Linked DNA regions of Mus musculus: regions 1, 2, 4, 5 and 6 are each linked to region 3. A link is a loop called in an ENCODE intact Hi-C map of the cell type or tissue named here. Cell type or tissue: left cerebral cortex. All regions are shown on one strand.

Region 1 (5,000 bases), 60 kb before region 3:
AATCCAAGGCCTGTCCTGTCCATGGAGCCAAATGCCCCCAACATAACTCCAACCCACACTCCTAAAACTGGAACACACACACTCTTAGGGCATGCAATGCATAGTGAGCAACTGCAGGACACAGCCTGTCCCGAGAATGCTAATGTTTAAACCAAATGAAGGTGAATCCTATGGGGCAGGACTCTAGTTTGCCCAACGAGGCAGCGTCATTCCCCAGGCCTAGAGTGCAACCTGCACTTAGTATTTTGATGAAATGGACCCTGTCTCAAAAAAAAACAAAGAAAATACGTTGTAAACAGAAGTCATACTAGTGAGAAGCATTCTGCCACATCCCATAGAAATAGCAAGTTATAAAAAGGACAACTCATTACACCAAACCCAGCTTCGTTATCATACCCTTGTGGGGCCATGAAAGGCAGCCTGTTTTGGTTGAATGAGGCTTGCTCCAGAGACCCAGTAGGAAACTCTACAAGGGACGGAACAGTGAGCCACATTCCTAGAGACAGATGCCTGACACCACAGAGCCCCCAAACCCATAATTCTGTGACTATAAGTCACGCAGTGTCCCAAGCTTCTGGCATTCTGACTAGACTCCACTCCCAAGGTTACCTGACTATAGCCAGGTATGTTCCGCCCCACAGTTACCTGGCAACAGCAAGGTTGCCCAGCCCACTATAAAAGGGGCTGCTTGGCCCCTCCTCTCTCTTTTTAAGATCTCACCTTTCTTACTCTTATCTCTAGCCCTCCTCTCTCCCTCTCTTCCTCCCTCTCTTCACATGGCCATGGCCAGCCTCTCTCCCTCTTTCTATCTTCTCTCTTTCTTCCTGCCTTTCTACAATAAAGCTCTAAAACCATAGACTGTCTCTGCCCATCAAGGCCTGCCGTGCTTAAAACGATGGGATAGGCTTTCCCCTAAAGAGCCTCGTCTAACCTCCCGCCGGAAGACCTTCCTGCGCTCCAGCCATGGACTGAACCAAGGACTCTTGCCTGTGTGAGAACCACCCAGTGCCCCCTCTCTCCCTGCCCTTTCCTCCCTTCGGTCCTGGGAATGGCCTAACTGTCCCCGGGGGCCCCCATTTTGTTCTCAGCTCTTCTGTTGTCCAGCAGTGTAGTGTCTGGGATGCCCGAGACTGAGAACCTGGCCTCAGTGAGGCCCAGAGACCTCCGACTGCCCCTTGTCCACCGCCTGGCAGGCTGGGTTCTGTGGCTTCCCACAGCCAGACACCCTCGGGGAGTAGGGGGGCGCATGGAAAGCATGCGGCAGTCCGCCTGTGTCTGCCCACCCAGAGCACCGGAACTCTGGCGGGACGCCGGTTTTCTCCCACTCCCTTCATTTCCCCACGCCCGTTGCCCTGCACCCATTGATTTTCAGCACACACACCATTTGTCTTAGTTAGGGTTACCATTGCTGTGATGAAGCACCATGATCCAAGGCAATTTGGGGAGGACAGGGGTATTCGGTTTACACATCGCAAGTCACAGTTCATTGAGGGAAGCCAAAGCAGGGCCTCAAGCAGGGCAGGAACCTGGAAGCAGGAGCTGACGCAGAGGCCATGGGGTGCTGCTTACTGGCTTGCTCACCATGGTTTGCTCAACCCGCTTTCTTATAGAACCCAGGACCAGCAGCCCAGGGATGGCCACCCTCAAAGGGCTGTGCCTTCCCCCATCAATCACTAATTAAGAAAATGCCCCCCAGGCTTGTCAACAGCACAAGTAAACAGAGGCATTTTCTCAATTAGCTCCATCCTCTCAGATGACTATAGCTTCTATCAAGTTGATATAAAACTAGCCAGCACCCCACTACTTATGCCAGTCTCATAATAGAATGACTGGCAAAGATAAAGAAATACACAGAGCGTATGCAACTATGTTTCCATATAAAAACATACAAAATGAGATACAATCACTTTCATATGTGGCTACCAGAAGTATCATTACATCTATTAACTAGCCTTTCTTAACATCTAAAAAGGAAAAAAACAAAACAAAACAAAACAAAACAACTCATTAGCTTAAGTCAGGAGACATTTCATGAGAAATCTGAAGAAGCCCAAGCTTTTGGGCTTTTCAACTTACAAAGCGAGATGAGTTATCATTTTTCACAGTCTTCGCATTTCCAAAGGATTCCAGAATTGGATTTGCTTGTAAAAGCTGCCGTTCAAGTTCCCCCTAAAAGACATCACACATACACATAGACACACACACACATAAATAAAAACAGATGTATGTTAATCTCCTGTCTTTACTTCGTACTTGGGGTGGAAAAGTCCTACAAACTCCCCCACCTCCTGACACTTTCGCCCTGCTGCCATCAGTGACACTGCTGGCTCCTATGCCTGCTGTGACAATGGGTTCCACTGAAAGAAAAAAATATCAGCATCCAGAAAAGGGTCGGGAGAAGAAAATGTCATGCTGGACAGATAACTTTTTTTTTATTAGATATTTTCTTCATTTACATTTCAAATGCTATCCCTAAAGCTCCCTATACCCTCCCCCCACCCTGCTCCCCAACCCACCCACTCCTGCTTCCTGGCCCTGGCATTCTCTTGTATTGAGGCATATGATCTTCGCAATACCAAGGGCCTCTCCTCCCACCGATGGCCATCTAGGCCATCCTCTGCTACATATGCAACTAAAGACACAGCTCTGGGGGGTACTGGTTAGTTCATATTGTTGTTCCTCCTATAGGGAGGTTGTTCCTCCTCCCAGGGCTCCTAATGAAGGAGCTAGAGAAAGTACCCAAGGAGCTAAAGGGGTCTGCAATCCTATAGGAGGAACAGGTAACAATTTTAACTGGGCAGAAAATTAAACATCGCAAATGGTTTCCATGAAGCGAAAGCAAGTGCAATACTTGGCTTAAGAACTTGGCCGCTCTTGTTTTGATTCTGCTTTAGAAGAAGCCTTAAGATGGCTGACTGAATAATCTCCACCACACTGCCATTCTCCTGAGAGCCTTCACACAGCATGGCCACAGTGTTGAGGCAACAGCGCCACCTCCACGTCAGAGGCTGGCAAAGACGGCAAGCAAGGCACTCACTCCACTAACAAGTACAAAACTCGGCATACAGTAAGCTTTAGTCAATCTCTGTATGCAAATTAGGCTACAAGACAGATCTCACAAATGAGAGGCATCGCTCATGAAGCCCAACAGAAAGCTGCAGGGGAAGCTGATGACAGGCCTGGCCAAGAAAAGCACTAGAAAGTGAGGTTGTGTTTGGGGAATGTAATTTCAGAATTATTTTTTATGATCTAAATAAATCTGTCTCCTCTCCCCCAATCTTATCCCCATACTTTAAATTGCCCACATTATTCTAGACCTAAAGAAAATAAATAGAAAACCATAGCAATTGCTATTCTCTAAGCAAAAAAAAAAAAAAAAAATCCTCATGTAGGGTTTTTAAGTTAGTGGTCATCGAGTGATGCATGACTCATGTCACTATCAAATCTCAAAACAGGAATAAATGCATGCTGTGGTGTTACCTCAGTATTCATGGATCTGGGGCATCAGCAAGGCCAACTGAAGACCTCGGTCTCAGAATCCCCCTGATGGGGACTCTGATGTCATGCAGTTTGAAGCCCAGGACAGTGTTCCCAAGGCACCCCCAAAGCATGAGGACATGCTCCTGATGTCTATCTGGATGGCCCATATTCTCACCGGCCTTATCCACAGCCTACCACTGTGCTCAGCTGAACACAGTCAAGGACTGCTCCTGGTAATTCATTGCCTAGTGTCACCTGACTTTCTGGGCACTAGGTAAGATGCCCAGAGCACTCTCTACAGTGAACCTTAGTTTACTGACTTAAAGACTTAAAACTGTTTTTATGGAAGTCTCTGTATATTATATGCTAACAATTTTCCCTTTTTCTCCTTTTCTTTCTTTCTTTCTTTCCTTCCTTCCTCCCTCCCTCCCTCCCTCCCTCCCTCCCTCCCTCCCTCCTTTGGTTCTTTAGAGACATTATGTAGCCCTGGCTGTCTTTGAATTTACTATCTCTAACTCATAAGGATCCACCTGCCTCAGCCTCCTGACTGCTGAGATTTGAAGGCATGTGTCACCACTCCTAGCCATTAATTTTTCTTAAGATGTTTGGAATCCTGAACTAAATGAGATTACTGAAAGCTATTATTACTAGGGTCTGGTATCAGCTGGGTAGTCAGAGGCAGAGTGCCTGCCTAGCACATGCAAGGTCACGGATTCAACCCCTAACACTGCAGAGCTGGGGCACAGGGAAGACTGTTACTACTCTGTGAGCAGTCACTCCCCTCAGTGTGTTGTGACTGAGACCTTGCAATGCTGTAAGCACTCTAATTCTGCACCAGTTGTATGACCCTCCAGAGGCCCCTTCTTGTCTTTGCTGTTCAATTCAGTCTGTGGGATTGGAATGCAGAAATTGTCAGGGAAACTGATGCTGTGGTCAGTGAGGTGCCTACATGAGCCAGAGATCTGAAATACAGATTTCTTAAAATCATGCACCATCCTTCCAAATTATGATAAGAAGTTTGACAATCTCTTTTAAGGTGTTTTCCTAATTTAGAGGGGAGACAAGTACAACACCCCTGGTTTCCCTCCCTTAAGCATGGCAACAGGGATTCTTGGGGTCACATATATTTCACAGGTTCCTTTCCCTGTCTCACCCAGGCAAGAAGTGTTTGAGCCTAAATGTATAAGAAGTCCTAAAAAAAAAAAAAAAGAAGTCCTGAAGCATTCTAGTAGTGCCTGGGAAGGGAGTGGGGGTGACCCAAACGCTGCAGCTTTAAAGTCAACGTGTGGACCAGGATTCTGGGTCACTGCTGCTGGCTTTACGAATGGTGTCATGGGACTGTTCCTCTCCTAAGACAGCGGAGACATCAGGAAGATCAAGAAAGATCTTACACAAAGCTAGTATCTTAAAACTACTGTCACAGTCATAACTAATAAATTAATTATGTAAATGCTACTTCTATCTCTAAAAACTACCAGGGAACAATGACAACTTTTTGTCCCCACTAGAGCTAGGCAAGC
Region 2 (5,000 bases), 120 kb before region 3:
CAGCTCCTGAATGAGTTTAAACTGAGTTAGGCTCTGGCCATGGTCAGTCCCCTCATGCTTTCCACACAACCAAGCAGCAGTCTCTATAAGGAAGGAGGCCAGATGTGCTACAGGCCCAGTAAACAAAGGCCACCAAGGAAGCGCTTCACTGTCACTGGTGTGCAGTGGCTGTATCCCACCATCCTTGCATGTTCCCTACAGTCATCGAGCACAAGATTCAACTCTGAACCCTACAGAGACACTGGCCACACCAGATCACAGCTCGTTCAAGGCCTTGCAGCTGCTGACCATGGTATGCTGAAGTACAGAGCAACCAAAAAGCAAATGGAGTCTGTTTGGAAGTCTAACCACACTTTTAAATTAGTTGTGGATCAAAGAAGCCATTCATAGAAATAAGAAAAATACAGCATTGCGACAGCAAAATTGCCCTGTGTCAAAGTTTGTGGGATGAAGAAAAAGAACCTTAGAGGGAATCTGTGTCTCAGAGTGTATGGAGACAGGAGCCATCAACCGTGCTGGGGCATGTGTGAGCGTGCTCGAGGCCCCGGTTTCACTCCCTGACGCACATGCATACACACCTCACAGAAGGAGAAAAATATCCCACAGGAAATAAATAAAACACAATAAAATAGAAAATATGAAAGGACTAAAAGCTGGCACTCAGGCTAAGCCTGGGCTCGGCTCCATGTCTGGTCCAGTTTTCATTTCTCAGCCTCTCCCGGACTGACAGGGTCTCAGCAGCGGCTGTAGCCTGTGCTGGTGAGTTCTCATGGCAACTGTTGTCCAGCCAACATTTCAGGTCATTATCTTTTGAGAAAATCTGGAAAATGTATAGAGAGAAATGCACTCTAGGTGCCTTATTACTTGGGTAGGATTCTGTCCTGCCTGCTACGTATGATGGAGACCTTCGTAAAGGATGAGTGAAAAGTGCTTGTTTTAAGATGTTCCGCTCCAGAATTCAACGGAACCTGCCGCTCTTTCTGTAAGGGGACAGCACTCCTGTGTGAGACAACATCCCTCCCTGGGCAGGCCTCACCCATCCCACCCCTTTCCCTCAGGGGAGCATTCTAGAAGGCTGTCTTACTAATGAGCTGTTGTGCCGTTAGCCAGGTAAAAGAATATGCACAAGCAAGCAACAGAGCGCTCGCTCGCTAGCAGGGGTGCTGAACTGAAATCACACCATCAAGGCCATAAAACACATTTCCTGTAGTCTCAGAGCGACTCTAAGGACAAAGCAAAGATACCTCTTGCAGCTGAAGAATTTCTGCTTCTAGACTCTTCAGTTTCTTTTCACTTTCTTTGGATTGAGCAAAAATCTCATCTCTAGATGCTCGAGCCTCTTCTAGTTCACGCTGGTAATCCTTCATCTGTGCCTGAGGTTAAATAAGAAAGGCCTTTCAGGGAGTGACGTTTATTCTCAGAATTGCACAAATGCATTCACACAACTGTATCACTTAGTTAGCTACAGTAGTGGCATCTGATATAATCACCTTTTCATTATAAAAATTCAACCAGCTATGAAGAAAATGAAGCTTTAATGTATGTTTCCCCCGACAGACAGATCATCAAATAGGGATGTCCAACCTCAGTCTCTACTTAATCCTGAAGTTCAAAGGGCGAGAGGCGAGCTGTGAGAGTCGCTGCTACACAAACATGAAGGTAAAGTTTGGATTCCCAGCACCCACAAAAGCTGGCTGAGCCTGGAGTCCCCGGGCTGGGGAACAGACAGGAGGATCTCTGTGGCCTGCTGGCCAGACATCTCCTGGCTGCATCTGAACTCCAGCTTCAGTGACAGGCACTGGAGAAACGAGCTAGAGCATGACTGAGGAGGACGGAGAGTGTGATTAGAGCTGAGAGTCCAACTCAGGATAAGCATCCCAAAGCAAAAGGACACAGATTCTGTGACCTGGGAATATCTGATAAACAGCTATTAAACACATTCAGCATTATATTTTTGTAATGAGTAATATTTTTTGTAATTATCAAGTCAAAATAAAAGTTTGAATTCAGCTTCAAAAATTTAAAATTTTGTATGTGTGTGTGTGTTTAGCCAGTTTGTATGCCGATGCACCACGAATGCAGTACCCACGGAGGCCAGTAGAGGGCAGCACGAGAGCCACCATGCAGTGGGTGCTGGGACCCAACCTGGGTTGGTCCTGGGCAAGAGCAGCAAGTGCTCTTCTAAGGTCAGCCATCGCCAGCTTTAGAGAGCACACAAAAGTGGACCCTCTGCTCCTAACCCTGCGGCTGTGCATGTGTGCAGCTCTGAGCAAATCACCACTGCCATCTCCTTCATCCTGGGGCTGTTCATGCACAGTCCTGCCTTGGCTAAGATGTTGAATGGATGCATGAAGATGTAGAATTATGAAGTTAAAGGAAAGATTTTTCTGAAGTTTTGGTCACAGTTTACACCTCTTTCCTTTCCCATCAGTGCCTACACCCAGCCAGGAAGAGCAGGGTCAGCCCACACCGTACTTTATCATGCATACCGCTCCTCTTCTCAGCGAGGCTATAGAACTGTATCATCCAGGTAGCAAGAGTGATGCTTGCAGCTGTCTGAAAATTACATTCCCAGCAGTGCAGGAGGAAAGGGACACCACTTCCCTTTGGAGACAGAGCTAGACAGTGAAGTTGTTGCTAAGGGCATTTAGGGGCACAGGACCAGATTCCAGCAAGGACACTCCTCCTGGCCACCATCCCCAGCTCTGACTCAAAAGAAAACCCAGTAACCTAGGGGACAGCTGCTCTGGTCCTCATCATGACAGTGGCTCGGTGACAAGGTGACAGTTGGGTGCTGCATGGTCTTCCAGCTTCAGTTTCATCTTGGTTCCAGTAAGGCTATGTGGCCTGTCCCACCAAGGTAAGCCTGCCATCCCTACCTGAAGTTTGCGAAGCTGCTTGATCACTTCATCCCGGGCTTTGTTCGCAGCCTCGATCTGAGCCTCCAGGTCCTTCAGGTCTATCTCCATCTTCTTCTTTGACGCCACAGCCAGTGCCCGCTGTTTCCGCTCATCCTCCAGCTCTGCCTCGAGCTCCCGCACCTGAAGGACAGTGTTGGATTACGTTATCCTGGGCTCTTGATACTTTGGCTAGGGGAGCTTGTCACTTTGCAGAGGTCCCTGTTACCAACAAGTCCCTATGTCTTATTAGCAGGTCTGGGCTTAGTTCAGAAGGTCTTGGAAACCACCCCATGGGAGAGGCCACGCCTGCTGGTAGCACTAGGGGACCCAAGAGGGAAGACCTTAGGCTCACAGTCCAGGTGACTGAGTCAGAAAGATAGGAAGCAGAGGATAATGATTTAACAAACAGGAAAGACGCCTGGAGCACAGGGCAGCAGTCCAGAGGCCAGGGGAACAGGCTCAACCCTAACCCTAACCGTGTCCTGGAGCGAGGGAGCTAGGCCTGACTTATGTGTCTGGGATCCATGCTGCAGAGCTAGGCTCGCTCAGGTTTTGGGCTTCAGACCAGGCAGAAGCCCCACTTGATAGACCAGCAAAGGGAAGCTAGCAGCTGAGGCCACAGGAAAGCTTTAGAGCACACAGCACACAGGAGGAGAGGAAGATACACAGACAAACGTGAGCTGGGGTAGAGCAACACACCCCATCCCCCATGGCCACTCATTCTGGGGTGTTCTTGACGCTTTAGCTGTACCACAGGACAGGATGGCACAGTCCTGGTTACTTGTACCCTTGTGTGAGGCAGAGGGGGTGGGTGGGAGAGGAGAAGCGGGTGTGTGTGTGTGTGTGTTTATCATTTCAGTCCAACCCTAATGCCTGTACTAACAATGAACTAAAACTGTCCAGACTGGGAGCTGTGCCGTGAGCTTCCTGGTCTGTCCTGCATTTCCATTCATCCAGGAAAAACTCCCATGTATGTAGGTGCCCTAGGTGATCTTGCAGTGGGGGCTCTGAGCAGATAGATCACTTGTCATGAACTGGCAAAGTGGGAAGGGAGGTGCTCTTTGAGTGACACCAAGAAGCCTAAGGGGGGGTCTTCTCCAAGGGGAGACCATGGATCTGTTGCACCTGCTCCTGCAGACGACCAGGAGGAGGAAGGGACAGATGGTTGCTTCCACTGTGGTGAGTCTCCGCACCTGACTGTATGCTGCAGATCTGGCTCTGCTGCGCTTGGGATAAGGAGGCTCTTTAGGTATGGAAACTGCCCTGAGGTTCTTCAGTGTGCTTTAAATACATCTATCAGTTCTTGGAAAATTGTCCTTGAAGAGGTCCTGTGTGTGGGCTGAACTTGGGACTCACTTCTAGAGAAGAGGACGAGAGGGATGAACTGTAAAGGCACAGCTCTCGCTGGCTTCCCTGGGCCTTTTGCTCTTGGGCAGGTGGCCTCCACAGGGCATGCGAGCAGCCTTCAGCCAGGCTGCTAACAAGTGCTGAGGTTCCTGTCCATGCTGGGAGGGTGAGCGCATGCGTCACCTCCTCCAGCCCAACCCAGGCCACCCCACAGAAACGGGACGCCAGAAATGTGGCTTTAACTCACTACGTTTGGCGTAAGTTAGTCAACAATAAAGAATGAATCAAGTTAATGTTAGTGAAACAAAAGTAGTAAAATAAAATTAAATATAAATCAAGACTGGTTTCCATGAACTCCAAGGGACACTCAAAGTATCCAAAATCACTTTCAAAGCACACGCACACACACACACACACACACACACACACACACACACACACACACACATACCTCAGAAACATCAACCACAAATTTCCTTAAGATCTATTTATTTAAATATTTTGAGCGTTCTGTCTATATTTAATATGACATGCATGCCTAGCTGAAGGCCAGAAGAGGGCATCAGATCCCATTAGAGATGGCTGTGAGCCACCATGTGGGCTGGAAACTGAACTCACGACCTCTGAAAGAGCAGCCAGTGCTCTGAACCACTGAGCCATCTCTCCAGACCAATCGTGAGATTCTTTTTAGGTTTAAAAAATGTAATATAAGCCAGGCACTTGGAATTAAACTCTGAGTTTGAGTACATAGAG
Region 3 (5,000 bases):
ACTTCCAAAACTTGGATCTCAAAGCAGGGATTTAATTTCTCATGTGTGATAACAATGTACATCAAACGCTGAAGGGGAGAGTCTTTCACCCTACAACGTGCCCTTCAAATTCTCCTCCATCTCCCTCTCTATCCAGTCTCTTCATTGTCATGATTTCCCTACGGAGCCCCAATACATAGCCCAGCACTCACAGGTCACCTCCTTTTGCCGCAAAAGCGTGTGGTATATCACACAATTGCACCATATGCTTTCTGCCGATAAGGACGGGAAGAACGGAATTTAAGATGCAGAAGTAAAGAGATACATAAAATGGCCACTTTTCCAAAACCGGAGACAGACAGGGCATACTTAAACATCAAATGCACGGGGCTACAAGAATAGTTAATTGAGGCAGATTAATATAGGAGATGGAACAATGAATAGATTATAAAGTTTTCCAGAGTCAGATACTATCAGGAATAATTAAACCTCACCCAAACCATCCTTAGTTTCAATGTTTGAAAAAAATAAAATCAAAATCTTAGCATAGCTAAAGTATTATATTTAGTATTATTTTATTCAGCAAAAACAGCAGTCTTTGTTCCATCCGCAGTCTGGATCTACTCCGCCTGCTTTTCCCTTACCCCACCCCAATCTACCCCACCCCCTTCCATCCACCGCAGTGATCTTGAAGAGAGCTGCAGAGGCCCCAAGAAACAAGAGATAACGGTCGTAGGCAGAGACCCCGTTACCCAAACCTCACCAGTTCAGGTCAGACGCACCGACTGGCCACCTCCTAAGGCCCCAGTTCCCAGAGAGGCCTGACTGGGGGCCTCTCGGGTCCCTGGGCCGCATCCGCCCACCAAAGGCCCACAAAGCCCCGCCAACGCCAAGGACTCCACAGCTTCAACTTCCCTCCGACCCAAATCCACTTCGATTTTATAGGATCAGAGTATGACACCCTAACTACAGAAGGCTAGGGAGAGATTCTGCGGCGAGCCATTACCAGATCACTTACACAATAAAGCGATCCAGAGGCGACGGCTGACCCTCCCCCCGGCCGCTCCGCTACAACGCGCCCGGGCCACATTTCCCGCCTCGTTCTCCCCAACGGCCCAGGCCTCGCCCGGTGTCCACCTCCCGGTCCACCACGGTCCCCAGCGAGCGTGGCATGAGGTCTAGCTCCAGCCCTCCTTCCCGAGACCAGCTCTGGAGCCTCTCATCCGTCGCATGCTCCCAAGACCATGCAGTTTCAGGCCACTGGTCCCTAAACCGCACAGATCCAGGGTCCGCCTTCTGAGTCTTCGGAGAACCTTTCAGTCGCACCCGGGGAAATCTAACTCCACCTAACCCACGGTGCAACCCACCCAGGGTCCCCTTTCCTTCCTGGGCCCCCAGCACCAAGATCACATCCCAGGACTCAGTCCTCTCCTAAAAGGAGATAGACACGCCGGGCGCCTCCGGCCTCTTATTAGGGCACTCACCTCCCAACCCCACGCTTCCAGGGATCCAATGCAACCAGGAGTTGGTCCCTACATCCCCATCCCCAGATCTCCATTCTCATCCCTTTCAAGAGTCGTCCTCACGTATGACCTGGCCCTGATCCATGAAGAGGTCTCATTCTCAAGGACCCCATTTCCCACCCCTCCAGGGGTCTCTTCATCTCCATACACTGGGGTCTCGTCATCTCCACAAGCTCCGCTCTCCACTGCCCAGTCTCCCTTTCCCAGCTCCCGCCTGGGCTCCGTCTCTGTGCTCCAGGCTCGCCCAGTTCCCCAGCCCCGGTTCCTCCCCTCCTGTTCCCTCAACCGTCCCCACTCCCGGAACGCCGCACTCGGACCCGGGCAACTGCTCGTCTCACCTTCAGCCGAAGATGGTGGCGCCGGCACACGTCCCCAGCAGCGACCACAGATCCAGCGTCTCAATTCCAAACCCACCGCTGCCTCCGCCGGGCTCCTTTAGCACTGCTGCTCGCGCCTGCCCCACCCACTCCCACCCTCATTGGGCCATCTCCACGCCCATCACTGCCGCCCCCAGACCCACTGGTCGGTTTGCGCGCCCATCTCCCAGGAAAGACGTTAGCAACCCGAACGAAGCTACCTTCCCAAGTCCCGCTCCCTCCACCCACCTGGAATGATGCTCATTGGCTCCCGCTCCCGACCTAGACCCACAGACTCCCAATCTCATAGGCTGCTACTCACGCCTGTCAGAGACTCCGGGAGGTGCGGCCGGGGCAGTGGCGGGTGATTGGCTGACTCTGGAGGGAGATGGACAGCTGAAACTAGGAGCCTGGCGATCCCGCGAGGCAGAGATCGCCGATCTTGTTGGGGTGTGCGCGCTGCGCTAGTCAGGGCTGGGTGGACAGTGGGGCAGGTGTACCGCAGCACAAGTCACCAGCTCCCACTGGTCACGTCTCTCTATTGCGTCGGGCCGCCGCTGCAACCCACTCGAGCGTTCTGCGGCCCGTAGGCTTGCCGCAGCCACTGGGTCCCTCAGCGGGACCGGCTTTCGCCGAGGAATCGCCAGCTCCCGGAGCTGCCTGCAGGGGCGGGGCCGGAGCGCGGTCCTGAGGCCTGACGTCACCCTGGAGCTTCAGTGGGTGGGAGCCGCTGCTTGCGGCTCACCTGCAGTGGGGGAGGGGAGCCTCTCGGGCTGGGCGCTAAAGCTCTGTCCTGACCGGGCTGCAACCCTGTGGCGGCCGGAGTCCCCCCTTACTGATGCTTCCTTCCTCTCGTGACCCGCCGCAGTTGGATGTTTGCTTGCTCTGCCTCTTAGGCAGGGCTGAGATTCCAAAAATACGAGAAGCAAACGGGCCTGGCAGAGAAGACCAGAGAGCGACTTCATTTGTTCACTCACTCATTCATTCCAGCTCTCTATGGAAGAGGAACTGGGTAGGGCTTGCAGGATTCCTGTGCTGTTGTCATAGCCCCTAGGGCTAAAGAACCAGTGGTTCAAGTGCCTTAGAAAGGTTCATGGACCTCAGGTGGGAGTGGGCTTCCAAAATAAGGAAACTGGAAAATTGAAGTTAAAAAAAAAATGTAATGAAATGTCTGCAGAATCTAGTCAACTCTTAATTATACATGTATAAATATAATAAAGTAAAAAAATCACAAGAGCCAAATGGATTATTGTTCTTATAAAAAGATAAATATAAAATACTTTATTTTAAAACTGCCTCAGGATTTTATGTATTTAGTATTGTATATATGTGTGTGTTTTAATGGATACTTTGTAAATGCCTGAGAAACTTCTAGACTGATTTTTTTTTTTAAAGTGAGAAAAAAAATGAAAACAAGGCAGGAAGTGATAAGAAAGGGTTGGTGGAATTCAGAGAAATCTCCAAGGCAGCTGAATGCAGAGCCCTTCCGGGGGAAGTGAGAATTCTTTGTCCTTTGTCCAGGTGCATCTGGTCTCCAACCCCACATGCCCACTAGGGTGGCTGCCCCCTTCCAGGTGTCTTGTGACTTTGGCACTACATGAAGAGTTCTATCCTTGTGAAGTCTACCGAGGAAGTATAAGTTAGTATAACGTGTCAATGATAGCCCTCTTATAAACGTTTCCGGATTTAGAAAAGACTCAGCCATCTCAAAGGCATGACTCTAAGCTTTGTTACCCAATGAAGTCATTTCTAAATGCTATATTCCATGCTCAGAGCATCCATACAAACGGCTCAAATAAGCCATCAGATCCGTGGTTTCTCATAATTTGAAACCTCATAATTTTACAACAAACTCAGGGGACCATTAGAGAGAGAGAACAAGAAGTTCACCAGAACTAAAACTCACACGGACATTTGTCTTGATGAGAACTCAATAGCAAACTGTCCCCAAGCGCATTTCTAGCTCTGGGGTCTCTTCCAGGTTTTCATCCGCCAGTTATCTCCCATCCAAGTACCCATCGGGCCTGGTCCCACTTTTCTTCTGGGATCAAACAGGATCTGCAGAGTAAAATGTCCATACATGTCTGCCTGGATGGGAGGAGAATTAAAAGAGTAACAGGCTCCAAGTCTCTCTCCTGCCCACCCATGCTTCAGCCCGCCACTTAAGAGTTCTTCCTAAGTTCCCTTGATCTGCCTCTTTGCTTCCTTCTTCTCCCTCATCTTCACACGTAGCCCCACCCCAACCCCCAGTCTCCCGCCATCCATGCCCCCACAGGCTTCTCCAATTCTAGCCCTCACCAGAACAAAGGGAACATAGGGTTTAGAATCAGGCTCTGAATGCAGCTCTGCCACTATACCTACAAACTCTATATACTGTATATTAATATTTGACAAATTATCTCCTCTCTAAAAGGAAGCTATAGCTGTATCCTGGAAGGATTCACTTATTGAATGAATATGTTGACTGGGTGAGTTACTGTATAAAAATAGTGACATCATGGATTAATAGGTAGAAAACTGCTTTTTTTCTATTGTACAAGTTCACTATGAAGAAGGAAAGGAAACCCTTGTCTTTGTCTGTAGTAATATTAGCTGGTGACGTAGGCTGTTTCTACTTCTAAAAGCAAAAGTTCACAGTCCATTGTTTGGCAGGGACTGGGTCAGAAGTCCAAACTCCTTCCCTCAGGGCAGTTGAGCATGTGAGCTTGTTTTGTTTTGTGTGTGCAAGACTGACAGGCAGCTTTTTTGAGGGGGGGGGGGAGGAAATGAATTCCAACATTTGAAAATTAAGAACTACCCAATATTGGTAGTCATTAGGGAACTGTGAATTGAAAGCACAATGAGATCTCACTTTACACCCACTTGGTGCCAATGAAAGAGTAAGAGCCACGGAAGACCCAGTGAGGACCCGGGGAAACAGGAACTTTGCAGTAAGACAGGAATGTAAGACACTACAGCCACGTTGGAAAATAAGCCTTTTCTTTAAAAGTTAAACGTGTTGTGTGCTTTAGTCCATAATAATAATAAAAAAAGAAGAGGTTAAATATAAATTTACCATACAATCTCACAATTATAGCCTTGGGTATCTTTTTTAAAAGTCAGGGTTTTGGGGAGATCCTATGTGCATACAAAAAAAAAAGTA
Region 4 (5,000 bases), 110 kb after region 3:
CTCATCACCCCCAGCCCACCGTAAATCCCTAATCCCAACTCCAGATATAGACCCAGCAAAATGACAATAAGGCAAATTATTTCTAAGTTTCACAAAAGGTGTGTGTGTGTGTTCTTTATCCAGTTAATTTGTGTGATGGTTTGTATATGCTTGGGGTAGAAAGTGTCACTATTAGGAAGTGTGACCTTATTGGAGTAGGTGTGTCACCTTGGACATGGGCTTTAATACCCTTGTCCTAGCTACCTGGAAGCCAGTCTTCTAGCAGCCTGCAGATGAAGATGTAGAACTCTCAGCTCCTCCTGCACCTTGCCTGCCTGGGCTCTGCCATGCCCCTGCCTTGATGATGCTGGACTGAACCTCTGAACCTGTGAACCAGCCCCAATGAAATGTCCTTAGGAGAGTTGCCTTGGCCATGGTGTCTGTTCACATCAGTAAAAACCCTAACTAGGACAGTTTGACACCATCCATTAGGGATGTCTCTATGCCCTCCACTTCTTACCTCACGTGATAGCTCGGTTTGGAGGGGCCAAGTGATGCTGCTGCCCTTAAAGAAGTAGAGTCATCTGCTCCTGGAATCACCTGTTATTCTGGCACCTAAGACACGTCCGTGCTTGCCTGTCAGTCAAATCACTGAGTCAGGGCCTGGGTGGTCCACACAGAACTTGAGACACCTCTCCTTCCCGTTCAGCCCCTTGGGAAGAATTCAAAGCTCTTTATGTTGTTTCCCATGGTACCTTATGTGAGTCAGTCTAGATTCCAGTCACTGACTATTATCTTGGAGGGCTGGCAGGGGGTGGGGGTGGGATGGGGTAGTTACTGTCTTTCCAGGCATTAGGGAGCCAGTCTTGTACTCTCAGCTCCGTTCTTCCTCTGTGACCTGCACACTGTCTTACAGAACTTCTCTCCACCTTCATCTTTATTCCTGGTCTTCTCCTTACCACCGCCCACAGCCCTCCTTTGCCTTGCTGTTTGCCTCCGAGGTAAAATTTATTCCGTTTAAGTTAATGATGGAATGGGTTTTGGATGCTGGAAGCCAATAGGGATGTTTTGCTTTCTGTCCCGTTTCGTTATCTTCTGAGACTGTTATCTGCTTCAAAGAAGGAAGGGAGGTCTGGGATACACATCCTTGGGGTACAGGGATTGCCTAACACACACAGGAGTCTGGCTTTGACCCACAACACTTATAGGAAAAGGGGAGAAAAAAACAGCAGAAAATAAAAGATATAGGTTAATATCCTGAAAGCAGCGGTTCTCAACCTATGGGTCATGACCCTGTAGGGGGTTGAGCAGCTCTTTCATTAGGGGGTCCCCTAAGACCATCCTGCATATCAGATATTTACATTATGACTCATAACAGTAGCAACATTACAGTTAGCAACAAAAATGATTTTATGGTTGTGAGCCAACACAGCATAAGGGATTATATTAAAGGGTCGAAGCATTAGGAAGGTTGAGAACCACTGCTTGAATGTGTTATCCTGGAACAGCACTGGGTATACAAGCTCCCAGGTGTCCTGGGAGATGCCCCTTCCAGCAGTGACTAAGGGTCCAAACCCCTTGGATCTTGTTCTCCACTGTACTTGCCTAGACCGGCCAGATCACTGCTGAAGGGAACAAGAAAACACAAAGAGGCTCCACTGCCAAAACTCCTTCACCTCTGACAGCTTCAAGCTGGCTACCATTTTGCTGCGTTTCCGAGAAAAATTAAATAACTTTGAAAAGCATACAAACAATCTGTGCCTTCCCTTTTCTGAGGCCTGAAAGGGTGTTTGAAGGTAAGCGGAGAGCAACGCTTAAGAAGAAGCCCAATGGCAGACAAAGGAAGAAAATAGGCCAACCATATCTCCTATGCAGGGATCCTAGCAGCCGCATTAGCAAATTTAATTTAGTTCACACAGTCTCCCGCCTCTCCTGGGAGAGTGTCTTCCACATGGTGGCCACATCTCTAAGACCCTTCCAGAGTGCAGCTCTCAAAATACATTTGCTGGGACCTCTGACTCAAAAGAGAAATTTGAATAGAATAACCAGGACCTGCATGCAAAAATCCTTAAATATTAGGAAATCTATTAATAAAAGTAATTCTATTGAAATTCTCAAGGGAAGAATTGAATTGTGATAGATAAAAGAGTCTGAACCCAAGAGATGATATTAACATTTGTGTCAAAGATATTCTTGCTAAACTTAGAGATTCGACAATCTCTTCACTGTCACCACAATCACTTCACATTGTTTTGAATGCTGTAGCTAGTGTGAAAATGACAAAAAAAAATTTAATTTTTCTTTTCTTTTCTGTTTTCTTTTTAACACAATGGCAGATGCTGTGATCACATACTATGAAGATTCAAGGGGATGGTTAATTCCAGTGATTTGAATTTAATGCGATGCTATGCAACTTACAGAAAGCATGAAGCTGATTTGTATGCACAGACGTGGGAGAAGTATGGGGACAAATGGAGTGACAGAAGCGAGCTGCAGCACGGCATGTCTAATAGGATGCAGCGTGTGCGCATGCGTGTGCCGGAGGCCAGGCTGGGGAAGGTTGTCCGCGGAGCTCTGGAGACAAGAATGACTTGGGGTGGGGAAGCCGTTTGGAACTTTTAAAAAAATATACTCTCCGTATCGTTTTTCTAAAAGTGTCTTGTATTGTTTCATTTTTTTTTCATAAGAACTATATATATTTTTTCTTTTGGTGTTTTCTCTCTCTCTCTCTCTCTCTCTCTCTCTCTCTCTCTCTCTCTCTCTCTCTCTCTCTCTCTCTCTCTCTCTCTCTGTCTCTCCAAGACAGGGTTTCTCTGTGTAGCCCTGACTGTCCTGGAACTCACTCTGTAGACTAGGTTGGCCTCGAACTCAGAGATCCACCTGCCTCTGCTTCCCAAGTGCTGGGATTAAAGGTGTGTGCCACCATGTCTGGCATAGCTCTTTGGTTCACATCTGGGGATCCACCATACTGTATTCCGATCATTTTACATCTCCATGCCTGGTGACAGAAAAATCTCTCCTCATCCTTGTGAAAACTTGACATCTCTGCTTTTTTCCCCTTCATCTCAGCCACTATGGTGGGTGTGAGGTGATACCTCACTGCAAAAACATGTTCCTTGTTTTCATTATGATGCTAATAGTGAATCTGTTCGATTATCAACTGCTTAGACAATGTAGATACAGCCAAACCTCTATTTATCCCGGTGTTGTGTTTCATAGGTGATCATGCACTCATTAAACATTTCTGTGCAGTGCTGCGGTGACCTGTAAAAGGTGACCAACTCTCCGTCTTTTTACACAAGAGTGGACCTGATTGACTCTGAAGAGTTTTGGCCTCTCCTGTCTGATCTGAAAGAAGTCTCATCTAAGGAGTAGAAATATAAGAGACTCAGAGGCATCCTGAACAAAGGCCATCTTTATGTAATGAATAGCACAGCAAATATGGTAACTACAGGGACTGTGGCGCTTACTCTTCATCATTTACTGGGGTCTCGCAAGGGAGAAACATGTCTTCTGCCTTTATTGGCTCAAAACAGCACGCAAGGGCTGGTGAGATGGCTCAGTGGGTAAGAGCACCTGACTGCTCTTCCAAAGGTCAGGAGTTCAAATCCCAGCAACCACATGGTGGCTCACAACCATCCGTAACAGGATCTGACTCCCTCTTCTGGAGTGTCTGAAGACAGCTACAATGTACTTACATATAATGAATAAATAAATCTTTAAAAAAAAAAAAAAAAAACAGCACGCAAGCCACAACCAGATATATACCCACATGTTGTTTACAGAATATTTGGGGTACAGGGTGTTGCTTTCAGCACTCGGTCTTAGACCTGGTCCCCACACCTCACAAACACAAACATTGTCCTGAGTCAGGAATGTGAATGGGCCACAAAGGAAGTCGAGGAAACTTGGTACAACCTAGGCTGCCCATTCAGCTGAGCTTGCAGGGATAATCCATTTTAGAAGTCCAAAGCATAGTAAGGTGGATTGCAGTGGGTTTTTTCTTAGAAGTTAGTTAATTCTGGGGGCTGGAGAGATGGGTCAGTGGTTAAGAGCATCTTTTGTTGCTCTTCCAGAGGATCAGGTTTCAATTCCCAGCACCTACTTGGTGGCTCTGTGACCCCAGTTTTAGGGGAGCTAATGTTCTCTTTTGGCCTCAATTTGAAGGTATGCATATGTTACACAGACATACATGCAGGCAAAACACACATGCATATATGCTTAAAAATAATAAAGAAGTTAGCCAATGCTGAGTGGGTTGAATATACAGTGTGTCAGCAGATGACCACAAAGCACATTATTATATTAACTTGCTCATAGGTTGTGTGAAAGTTTGATTTGTGTCTTAGTCAGGGTTTCTGTTCCTGGACAAAATATCATGACCAAGAAGCAAGTTGGGGAAGAAAGGGTTTATTCTGCTTACACTTCCATACTGCTGTTCATCACCAAGGAAGTCAAGGCTGGAACTCAAGCAGGTCAGAAAGCAGGAGCCGATGCAGAGGCCATGGAGGGAGATGTTCTTTACTGCCTTGCCTCCAGTGGCTTGTTCAGCCTGCTCTCTTATAGAACCAAGACTACCAGCCCAGGGATGGTTCCACTCACAAGGAGCCCTTCCCCCTTGATCACTAATTGACCTTACAACTGGATCTGTGGAGGCACTTCCCCCACTGAAGTTCCTTTCTCTGTGATAACTCCAGCCTGTGTCAAGTTGACACAAAACTAGCCAGTACAATTTGTAATGGCAAACTTTAAAGAAAGCATTTCTTAGAAAAAACATTTCCACACAGTAGCTCTGACATGGCTCTCCTAGGCTGTGAGTAGGTCCTAACCAGCCAGCGGGAGCAAACAACACACGGGTTCTGGTGACTACATAGTGAGGAAGGTGCCTGCAAGGCACTGCCCTCAGCATCACGACCCACCACCACAAGTGACTGTGAGTGGGGGGGGGGGGGGGCAGAAACGAGCTGCTCCCACAAGACCTTCACTTACAGATTGGTTGCTGTTCCTCCCAACCTGGGGCC
Region 5 (5,000 bases), 130 kb after region 3:
TATCACCAGATAGTGATCAAGCTTCCAGTTCTGAGCCCCTTGATAGACACACTCAAACTGGGTCTAGACCATGACAGCATGTAAGAAAGAACATTTGGATAATAGAATCGTATCATTATGCACATGCATTTTTTTTAGCTAACAGAGAAAATGTCCACAACCTACCAAAAAAAATTACAAAGAGCTGGCAATCTTTAACTATAGTTGAAGTATAATGGAATGAAGCAAAAAAAAAAAAAAAAAATTAAATAAAGAAAAAGAGCACTTAAAAAATTCTGTGCTCCTGAAAACTTGTTTGCCAGGAGTAATAGCTCAGGCCTTTAGTCCTAATACCTGGGAGGCAGAGGCAGATAGATCTCTGAGGGTACAAAGCCAGTCTGTTCTACAGAGTGAGTTCCGGGACAGCCGGGAATATGTAGAGAGACCCTGTCTCAAAACAAAACTGAACCCGAAACAAAACAAAAGCTCTGTGTTGTTCCTGGCCAAAGACTACTAAAAAAATAATTGTCTCTGAGTTAAAGAGGAAATGACAAAATGATTTGTATTAAGCCCCTTTATATTGCTAATAGTATAATATCACAGAGTGGATAAGTCAAAAAGGTTTATGTTGGTTAGCAGGTCTGCTGGTAAAAATGATGATGATGGTGGTGGTGGTGATGATGATGATGGTGGTGTGGTGGTGGTGGTGATGGTGTGTATAGTATATAGGGTGCTAATGCGCCATTCATGTGGAGGCTGGAAGTTAATTTTGTGGGCTCAGTTCACCCTTCCCACCCTTATGTAGGTTCCAGGCATTAAGCTCAGGTCCACAGGCTTCCGCAAGCAAGTGCTTTTGTGTGCAGAGCAGTCTTTCCCACCTGAGAGAGTTCCCGTTCTCAGGGTGGAGCCAGTACAGCCCATTGCTTGTGTGGGTGTGTCATCTGCCCATCTCTCTGTGTCTCTCTGTGTCTCTGTCTCTCTCTGTATGTCTGCCCCTCTCCTCTATCTCTGTCTCTTTTTAAGGCCACCATGGGAAAGTCACGTCGATAATGTTACGGAATCCTAATGACCTCTGTAAGGTCTCACCTCCAAACACCACAGTTAGATTAAGTTCCCACCTTCTCAGTATCCCACAGTATCCCACGACCGCACTTCATCCCAAGGTGAGTTTTGAAGAGTACAAACCTTATTCGAGCCCTAGCGCAGGCTGCTCTGTTCTGCTTCTTCATACAGTCCGCACATTAGACTCTGACCACACACCTCTGCGCTTTGCCGTGTGCCCTTTCTCTCTGCTGACTGCCTTTACCCACCGAGCCATCTCACCCATGCCCAAAGCAGGGGATTTTAATTCAATGAGAGCAGAGACTCTTGGATTTTCTTCAACTTGTTTGGCATCAAATCGCATCTTCCCCACTTCATAGAGGCTCCAGTGAACACTTAGTGAATCGGACTCATAAACACCACGAAGCCCCTTTGAAATCACTCACACCAAAAGCTGGGGAGAGTGAGAAACTTGTCGGAGGGGAGGGGCCTGAGGAGCAGGTAGCCAGCATCTGCGAAACTGGCTTATTATTTGTGACTCTGACCTCATGTGGCCCCTCAACCATCCTAGGAAACGCAAGGGATTCATACTGTCATTTCTCCTGTTTCAGAGTGAAAGCCGCGTCAGGGTAACCTGTGTTCTCAGGAAGCGATACCCACGTTTACTCAGAGCTGGTGCGACCTGTTTCTTGCTGGCCAATGCTAGCGAGAATCTGCGTTGCGGATTTTCAGATCCCTCTCTTTGACTTGTTTCCTGCCTCTAAAAAAATCTAACTCGACGCTTCATCTCATGTTTTCCTATTCTTGCAGCCTCGGAGAGCTGATGGGCTACGGGGCCGCCTGGCATCATCGTCTGCTGGAGCTTTGGGAAGGGCATGAGACCAGGTTACTGGAGGAAGTGGAATCCTAGTATGTTTGGTGCCCCCTAGTGGACTGCTTCCAACCCTCTGGCCCAGCTTCTCTCTCTCTCTCTCTCTCTCTCTCTCTCTCTCTCTCTCTCTCTCTCTCTCTCTCTCTCTCTCTTCCTGCCCTCATTCCCTTTAGACCCTTTTCAACAGTTTATACACTCTGACTTCTAGGGGAGAGGTAGAAAATGGTTCTTCAGGCTTAAGAGGATGGTACCATCCCTTGCAAAGAGCAGAGAGTTGCAGATGCTCGAGGCTGCTGTCTGTGGGGGTTGGTTGACCTGGGGAAAACGTTACTGGGTGCCATAGAACCCTCACGCCTATGGTGCCTACCAGGCCCCTGAACTGGAGTCACATACATACAAAAGCATCAACTCCTGTAGGTTATTCCTCAGACTCAGACACCACCAGCGGGGCCCCTGCCTTGAGGACAAACCGCTTGGCCAGTAGACTGGGCATGGGGCCCCGTGTGCCTACTGGGCATGGAACCAGAGACTTGGTGCCAGGTTAGAAGAACAGAAATGAATTTTTTTCTTTTTGTTTATGTGTATGAGTGTGTGTGCACTAGGTGTGTGCAGGTGCCCATGGAAGTCAGAAGGTATAGCATTCGTTCCCTAAAGCTAGTGTCACAGGCCTGAACTGGCCAGGGTGGATGCTTGGAACTAAACTATGGTCCTCTAGAAAAGGGAAAAGTGCTCTCAGCCACTGAGCCATCTCTCCAGCCACTGTTGTACCTATAATTTTATGATCTGTGCATTGCTCTCAGATCTGGTACTGACAGCTTTGTGATCTCCCCATCTCATGGACACATGATTGCTGAAACCTTTTTTTTTTTTTAACTGTTTGTTTCATTATTTAGTCAACAGCCAGAGAGACATTCTGATTGTATCTGTGGGACTCATTTCTGTCAACATCGCAACATTGTTGCTCTTTAGTACTTTCCCTCTTTCTGGATGCAGTGCCTTCTCTCGTGGACATGCCATGGTCACTCCAAAACAGATCTCAGTGCTCAGCATCCTGTGTAGCTCCAGTTCACCATTTACAACACAACCCTCAGGAGAGCGTCAAAAACTAGAGGAAGGCCGAAGGAAGGCTGTGGGCTTTGCTGGGTCATATGTACGTCCAAGCCATGGATCTACTATTTAATTATTACGATCCTGGGCAACTCGGTCAGCTCATTTCTGCGAGCTCTGGTTTATTGTAATTGAACATCGCTTTAGGGAATTGCAAACATGACTGCATGTGGATATCTGGCACAGAGGCAAAGTTCAACCAGTATGCACCCCTCCTTTCCTTCTTTGGCATACAGGATGTTCACATCTGCCCAGCCTTATTTTATTTTTTTATGATTCCTCATATGAAATCAACCCCCACACAAGCTATCCCTGCTGTGGTCCTACCCCACCTAACCGCTCCTTGCCCAGAGTAGTCTCTCACTATCTAAATTAGTTTAGCATAGCAGTTGAGAGTATGGACCTCCCAGGTCGGACAGATATGATTTGAACTTTTACCTTTCTGAAGTTCAGCCATGTCACTCATGACATGAGGGTATAGTAATAGCTCACTTCATAAATTTGGTGTTCTGACTAAATGAGAGGACCTTTGTCAAGTTCTTAGTACAATGTCAGGGAGGTTTGCTAGCCTGGGAGCCCAGATTTGCCCTGAAGCACCAGGCCACCCAGAACCTGCTAACTTCGGTATTTCCCAAACATCTCCTAGGGAGTACCGTTTCTGCAAACGTTGTCAGGCAGTGATACACAGGGATTGGCTAAGATCAAACAGAGCTAAGTAGGTCTGTTAACTACAGAGCTCCCGAGAGCCCCGGGTTGCTAATAAGCGGTGTATGTCTCTAAGAGGTGGCAATAACTGTCATCATTTTCGAAAGCTGTGGGGCTGCAGAAGCCTTTGACCACTTTCCCTAACACTCCACCCACCCCACTAGGATTGCCCAGTCTACAAAACCCACTCCAAATAAACGTGAGTGGAACAGCTCATGGCTCGCTAGGTACTTACTCTCTGCTTCGCCAGAATCATGACTGTCAGAACGTCATGACGTCACCTAGAGCCACCAGGTTGGGAGATAAGAATTAGATGGACTTTGACCTTGTGACATTTACCTGACTGTCTAGTTTGAGGAGATGACAGAATGTAAGTCACAATTCAAAGCTGAGTCTTTGACCCTGCACCTCCTTCTTCCATATGTCGGTTTATCTCACAATCTTCATGGGTTTTGCCTGCCCTGCCCCATGCTTCTTGAATTATCCACTGCTTAAATGTTGAACTTGTTCCATCTCATCCTGTCCATCTACCTCTGCCACTTCTACCACTTCTTTTCTTCTTTCCTTCCTTCTTTCTTTCTTTTTTTTGGTTTTTCAAGACATGGTTTCTCTGTGTAGCCCTGGCTTTCCTGGAACTCACGCTGTAGACCTGACAGGCCTCGAACTCAGAAATCCGCCTGCCTCTGCTTCCCAAGTGCTAGGATTAAAGATTCGAGCCACCACTGCCTGGCTCCATCTACCACTTCTTAGTCTGCCCCTCCCTTCTAAATTTTCAGCTTGGTTCCCAGCTAGGTTTTGCTATGGTAGCAACATGGCTGCCTCCAAGCTTCTGTGGCCACACAGACAGAGTGGCGTCATCAGCTCCATCGCCCAGGGAGGCTTTCCTGTTGGTGTTACTCTTCCAGTCAGCTTATCTCCCATGCTCTATCCGAACCAAAGAGCACGGCCCTGGACCAGCTTGACCACAGGGTTTCCCTGTGTCCTGGAACACCTCCTCTGGCCCTGCACTCTTGAACCGCAGCCGGTTTCTGCTTCACCTGGCCGGAAGGCAAAAGCCAAAGGACCAACCAGGGGGGCAGCAACAGAATCAAGAGCTCTTTGAGAGCTTAATGAGAACAAAGTGACAGACCCCAGAGTAAAGGGAAGGCAAAATTAGAAGATTTTAGAATGTGAGCAATAGGCAAAATACTTGGCAGGGGGAAAAATCTATCTCATGCATGTAACTCTGTTTTATTCATCTGAGGCCAGTCAACAGTTGGCTGCTGTTTGGGGAGTTGGCACTGTACTTTTCTAGTCC
Region 6 (5,000 bases), 69 kb after region 3:
AAACTTCATGCTATATATAAAGGTATTTGAATATAATTTGTGCACATTTAGCATACTTTAAGTTTTCTCTAGATTGCTTAAGTCCAATGTAATATAAATGCTATGTGACAGTTGTCACATTATATTATTGACAGAATAGTGCCAAGGAAACAAAGTCTCTCCACGTTTAGAAGAACCGCTGTCATTGTAGGCCTAACCACACACACACACACACACACACACACACACACACACACACATACACATACACATACACTCAGAGACTCAAGACAATTCTTAAGCAGCAGGTGCTGAAGAGAGATGTGGGGTGACTTGAATGGTGGGTGGGTACAGCTGGGAACACCAATACCGCATCTTTTTACTCCAGGGGATTCACTGTAGTGCTGTGTGCCCTACATTCCAGCTTTGCTTCCTTATTGGCTGTACTGGGAATGAAGCCCAGGGCCTTGTGCATGCTGTACCACAGATCTATACCCCAACCAATGCTTTTATCATTGTTTACAGTTATGGATTTTAAAAAAAATAATCTTTCTAGACTTTTGATCTGAGCTTGGTTGAACACACAGTTGCAGAATCTCCAGGTAGGAAGGTCAACCTTATATCTTATCGTGTGTCTGAGATCTAGCCCAGACCCAAACATCAGAATCCTTAGGACTGGTTCAGGCACTGGGTGCTTTGAAAGCCCCTGGTGTGCTCCTGGGAAGTAGGTTTGAGTGCTCTGAGCCAGACACCCTGGAAGTGCTCTGCCGGAAGCAGACCTCTTATTTGCAGCAAATCAGAAACCACATTTTATTTGCAGTGTGCTTACTCTCAGGATGCCAAGGCTCTTGGTGTCCTCCTTGCCCTTGCCCTTGCCAAGATGCCCTGAGAGCATCTGAAAGCTTACCTCCTCAAGAGTCGTTAAGCCCTGTGTCATCAGGTAAGCTCTGGGCCTGCAGCATCAGCCCTTGCTGGGTAGCAGCTCTTTGCAGTTGTACTTTTGGAGCCTGGGTAACCTTGGAGACTCCTCACTGCTTTGGGCTAGGCATAGAAATCGAAAAATGGTCCAAAAAAAAAAAAATGGCAGAGCAGAGGATGGTTTCTGCTGTGCTTTTGGGGGTCCTTGGATATGGACTGGGATTCCGTACTTTTAGACTCTGAAGGGCCAGCTTCCTGTGTCACCAAGCTTGACCCCTTCAAATCAGTTTCAATTGCACCCAGGGAATGCTGGGGGCACCTTTGCCAGCCTTGGTCAGATGGGAAGGGTGAGCCTTCCCAGTTCTGGAAATGAGGGGATTTTGTCTGTGAGTCCCATTTCTTTGAATTCTGTTCAGCTTCCACCTGGCCTGCTTCACCTGAGCAAAGGGTTACCAGGGAAACTCCGGGATACTACAAGGGGCAAAACTGGGAGAGTGAGCAGGGGACCTCTGAGATGGGGGTGGGGTGGGAAAGACTTCAAGGCGCCTTGAGGGAGGGAGATTAGAAGGGAAGGGGAGGGTGGCTGGGAGATCAAGGGCTAACAGATCTCTCCCCCAACATTCCTCCCGAAATTTTTTGTCGTTCCCTTGGTTATAAAAGAATAGCAATTAGCAAATTCAGTAAAAAGAGCCAGAAATGGAGACTGTTTACGCATTTGGGGGCCAAGATGTATTAGTGAAGGAATGTGTTCAGAACTATATATAACCCCTCTGCAGGCCCACCCACCTGTCCGGCCGGGTGAGCGATGGTCTGTTTGCTCTGGGCTGGTATGTAGTTCATTTCACTCTGGGAGCCTACCATCAGAGGAGGAGTCTCGCTGCCAGTAGCTCTCGGTGACCATATATGGCAAAATGATATATGTGATAAAAAAGAAGCCAAATTCTCCGGTTGCGTCAGCTCTTGGAGCACGCAGTCTGTCGGACTCAAAACCCGTTCCAGCCCCTCTCAGAGCCCCCACCTAGCTGCGGAAACCTAAGAGTCTCAGTGATTGGCTGGGGGAGGTTGAAGGCGGGGCCACCTCCCCTGCTCTCTTTTTCTTGGGTTCAGACCAGGGCTGACTTTGCCTTAAGGGTCAGCACTGCAAGTACGTTTGACTTTTTTTTTTTTTTTTTTTTTTTTTGTCTTAAACCAGGAAGACCAGAGCCTATGTGATAATTCACCCCTGCTCTTCCCCAGGTCCCCAGGAAACAGCCTGGTGCAAGTGTCTGAATGCTTGTGGCCGCTGAAGGCAGATATAGTAACATCTAGGCTCTCCTCATCCTTAGCCCTAAGGATAAATTGAACCCTGTGGTCTCCAACAACCCCTTCATTTCCCTGAACCTTAACCCACTGTGATAAAATTGATTTCTCTGGGGGAGGGGAGATACTTTGTACGCGCACATACATGCTCCATTTCCATATATATTTCTCTTCCATATCCTTTTAGTTTTCCTCTTCTGCCCTGCCCAAGCAGTCAAACCCAGTGTCTCCCTGCATAAGATAACCTGCACTGAGGTCTGTGCTGGAGGAAGGTGACCAGCGCGCACAAGATCGAGGCTCTCTAGCAAGTTCTCCCTGGAGGAGCGGACAGCTGCCGTACAAGGCATCCAGCCAACTATTAGGAGGCTTCTGGAAGGAACCAACACTCTGAAGCGAGTCTTAGAGGACAAACAGTAGTTAACCTCTTGATGGATGGGCCCCCGGGATTGAAAACCCCAACTGAGAAAGTTTATGAGCGAGGTTGGGAGAGAGGGAGGAGGCAGAGGCAGAGACCCTACATCGGAGGTGTTAAAGGGTCTAGAGCTCCCACCACCTCCTCTCACATTTGAGTCCTCCATCCTAAACAAATTTACACACCCACAGGCCAGGTGTGTCCGCGCGCGTGCGCGTGTGCACACACACACAGAAACAAACACCTGAATGAATCAGCTTGGAATGGGAAAAGGCTATTTTATTTTAGTTCACATTTCTAAAGGTTTCAGCCACAGTTCGCTTTGGGCTTGGGGCGTGGCGTCTGATGTTAGAAGCATGTGGTGGAGCATGTAGTTCATCTCAAGGAGGCCAGGAAGGACAAAGAGTTAAGGGAAGGAGCTGGGATTCTCTTGTTCCCTTAGGGAGCCTGTCTCCAAATGGCCTAAAGATCTCCCCTTTCCTGGAACCTCTAGTTCCATGAATCCCAAGAGCACTTCCCTGGAAATCAAGCCTTTGCTGTGTGATAAGTTATTTCTCTGTCTGTGAAATGAGCCAATTCAAATCAGATTAGACTAGATTAAACTCAGGTTTATTGGAAAGCTGCTCACCAGCAGGCAAGTTCTTTGGCTTCAAAGGAAGGAGGCCAGGAAAGAAGGGAGAGAGAAAGAAGATGGGGAAGAGAGAGAAAGAAAGGATGTGTGAGCAGAGAGAGGAGTGAGAGCAGGGAGACCAAAATGTCTGGATTGTATTGGGAAGAGCCTTTGAGGAAGGGCAGCCCAGCCCCTTGGCTGGAAAGTTCAGGGTTGAGGGCAGGGTAGGCAAGGGGGTAGGGAGACTGAAACATGCTGAGAGAACCAGGATGCCAGGTCTGATTTATGTAAAACGTTCACCTCAGCCCCTTATCCAGAGTCTAAAACCAAACCTCGGGGAACCTTTGATGTGAAGAACTTATGGACCTTTAAAGACTCATAAGACCCAAACATAGTCTGCTTGTTTGGAAGCCAAAACTGAGATTCCCTAGAGAGTACAAGACAGTTGAGCATCAAATGGGGAGGTTGGACAAGCTAGAGCTGTCTGTAGAAGGAAGCGATGAGCAGAAGTGAGCACGGTGGGCACGGAGGTTCCGGCTCTATTCTCTCTGTTTGGGGATATTCGCAAACTTCTGCAACAAAAAGTAAAGAAGAGAAACAAAAGACAAGTACCAAAGATGCTGCGCAGGTCCCCCTGCTCCGCCCAGCTAAGAGTGAAGCCCAAGGAGAAGGGAATTTCATTAGGCTGCACCCAAAGGATCTAAGGTGGGGTCTCTCTTAAGATCTGTTCTCGGGCTGGTGAGATGGCTCAGTGGGTAAGAGCACCCGACTGCTCTTCCGAAGGTCCAGAGTTCAAATCCCAGCAACCACATGGTGGCTCACAACCATCCGTAACAAGATCTGACTCCCTCTTCTGGTGTGTCTGAAGACAGCTACAGTGTATTTACATATAATAAATAAATAAATCTTTAAAAAAAAAAAAAAAAAAGATCTGTTCTCAACACATGATGTGGCAGAAACAGATCTCGCTGAATTACTGTGACAAATGTGATGAGGCTGTTTCTTTGGTTATGTGTCCTTTGTTATATTTTGATATTAGTTACTATTCGTCTCGCGAAACAAACTGGAGTCTGTTTCCTCCTGCTCAATTCTCTGAAGGAATTTGGCTGATATGGGTGTTATTTCCTTCTCTGGTGTTTGAGAGAATTCACCAGGGAAACAGTTTTACTTCGAGATTTCTCTCTTTTCTAAACAGTGTTATTGAGATATCATTGACAATAAAATTAGATATATTTAAAGCCTCCAATGGTGTTTTGGTGTCATACAATCTAATAACCCTCACAGCCCAGATAGTTAACATAGCTGTCTTTTCTAATAGTTACTGTGTGGGTATGTGTAGATGTGAGAGAGATTTTTAAGAGCTATCTGCTTTGTAAGGCTGGGGAGATGGCTCAGTGGGTAAAGTGTTGGCTGCACAAGGCTGAGCCCCTGAGCCCCAGCACCCACATAAAAACAGGGCACAGTAGGGTGCTGCTCTAACCCAGCCCTGGGGGATGGAGACAGGCAGCTCCTAGGGGCTCACTGGCTAATAAGCCAAAACAGCAAGTTTAGTGAGAGAGCTTGTCTCAAAAAATAAGGGAGAAAACTTATTGAAAAAGACTCCTGATATCAACTCACAAGTACACACAAACACATGCACACACACACACACACACACACACAAACACACACACAATACATATGTGAGCTATTTCCTTTGAGTGTGATAAGGAATTCAATGTCCCCAATAGATAAGACTACTAGAATTTATTTTATTGTGTTCATTTTTGATATTTTTTTTTA

Evidence for each region. Peaks named below come from ENCODE experiments on the same cell type or tissue, not always from the same donor. Only the 100,000 strongest peaks of a DNase experiment are listed, where the experiment ranks them.
Region 1: a loop joins it to region 3, with 2.3 times the contacts of the local background. A loop is called at or near these places in 2 of 42 quality-filtered maps.
Region 2: it touches region 3 in a loop (2.5-fold over the local background); 2 of 42 quality-filtered maps call a loop at or near these places.
Region 4: a loop joins it to region 3, with 4 times the contacts of the local background. A loop is called at or near these places in 11 of 42 quality-filtered maps.
Region 5: a loop joins it to region 3, with 2.4 times the contacts of the local background. A loop is called at or near these places in 5 of 42 quality-filtered maps.
Region 6: it touches region 3 in a loop (2.1-fold over the local background); 5 of 42 quality-filtered maps call a loop at or near these places.

Annotation. Positions count from the first base shown.
Region 1 is chr11:68,749,111-68,754,110 of GRCm38, reverse strand. It overlaps Myh10 (myosin, heavy polypeptide 10, non-muscle), which reads right to left. Exons shown (of 41, transcript NM_175260.2): 6 at 2,077-2,169. Among named protein-coding and RNA genes, the nearest start is that of Myh10, 60 kb to the right of the region's middle. In left cerebral cortex, a CTCF peak has its summit at 2,995; a DNase peak (open chromatin) is centred at 3,008.
Region 2 is chr11:68,805,166-68,810,165 of GRCm38, reverse strand. Myh10 (myosin, heavy polypeptide 10, non-muscle) reads right to left here. Exons shown (of 41, transcript NM_175260.2): 34 at 2,880-3,041; 35 at 1,245-1,373; 36 at 1-6. Among named protein-coding and RNA genes, the nearest start is that of Ndel1, 45 kb to the left of the region's middle. In left cerebral cortex, CTCF peaks have their summits at 2,096 (motif pointing right) and 4,806 (motif pointing right); DNase peaks (open chromatin) are centred at 2,110 and 4,847; H3K27ac peaks cover 341 bases.
Region 3 is chr11:68,689,023-68,694,022 of GRCm38, reverse strand. It overlaps Myh10 (myosin, heavy polypeptide 10, non-muscle), which reads right to left and starts at 2,108. Exons shown (of 41, transcript NM_175260.2): 1 at 1,841-2,108. In left cerebral cortex, CTCF peaks have their summits at 1,912 and 2,522; DNase peaks (open chromatin) are centred at 1,277, 2,159, 2,506, 3,524 and 3 more places; H3K4me3 peaks cover 3,377 bases; H3K27ac peaks cover 3,114 bases.
Region 4 is chr11:68,580,892-68,585,891 of GRCm38, reverse strand. It overlaps Ccdc42os (coiled-coil domain containing 42, opposite strand), which reads left to right. Exons shown (of 2, transcript NR_155283.1): 2 at 2,316-2,628. Among named protein-coding and RNA genes, the nearest start is that of Ccdc42os, 3.6 kb to the left of the region's middle. In left cerebral cortex, no CTCF peak of the experiment used is centred here; a DNase peak (open chromatin) is centred at 2,461; H3K4me3 peaks cover 311 bases.
Region 5 is chr11:68,563,542-68,568,541 of GRCm38, reverse strand. The region is part of intron 1 of Gm40036 (a long non-coding RNA gene); the gene reads right to left. Among named protein-coding and RNA genes, the nearest start is that of Gm40036, 3.8 kb to the right of the region's middle. In left cerebral cortex, a CTCF peak has its summit at 1,938 (motif pointing left); a DNase peak (open chromatin) is centred at 1,915; H3K4me3 peaks cover 554 bases.
Region 6 is chr11:68,620,506-68,625,505 of GRCm38, reverse strand. No RefSeq gene overlaps it. Among named protein-coding and RNA genes, the nearest start is that of Ccdc42, 36 kb to the right of the region's middle. RefSeq lists an enhancer at 1,332-2,031. In left cerebral cortex, no CTCF peak of the experiment used is centred here; DNase peaks (open chromatin) are centred at 1,865 and 2,387; H3K4me3 peaks cover 801 bases; H3K27ac peaks cover 1,622 bases.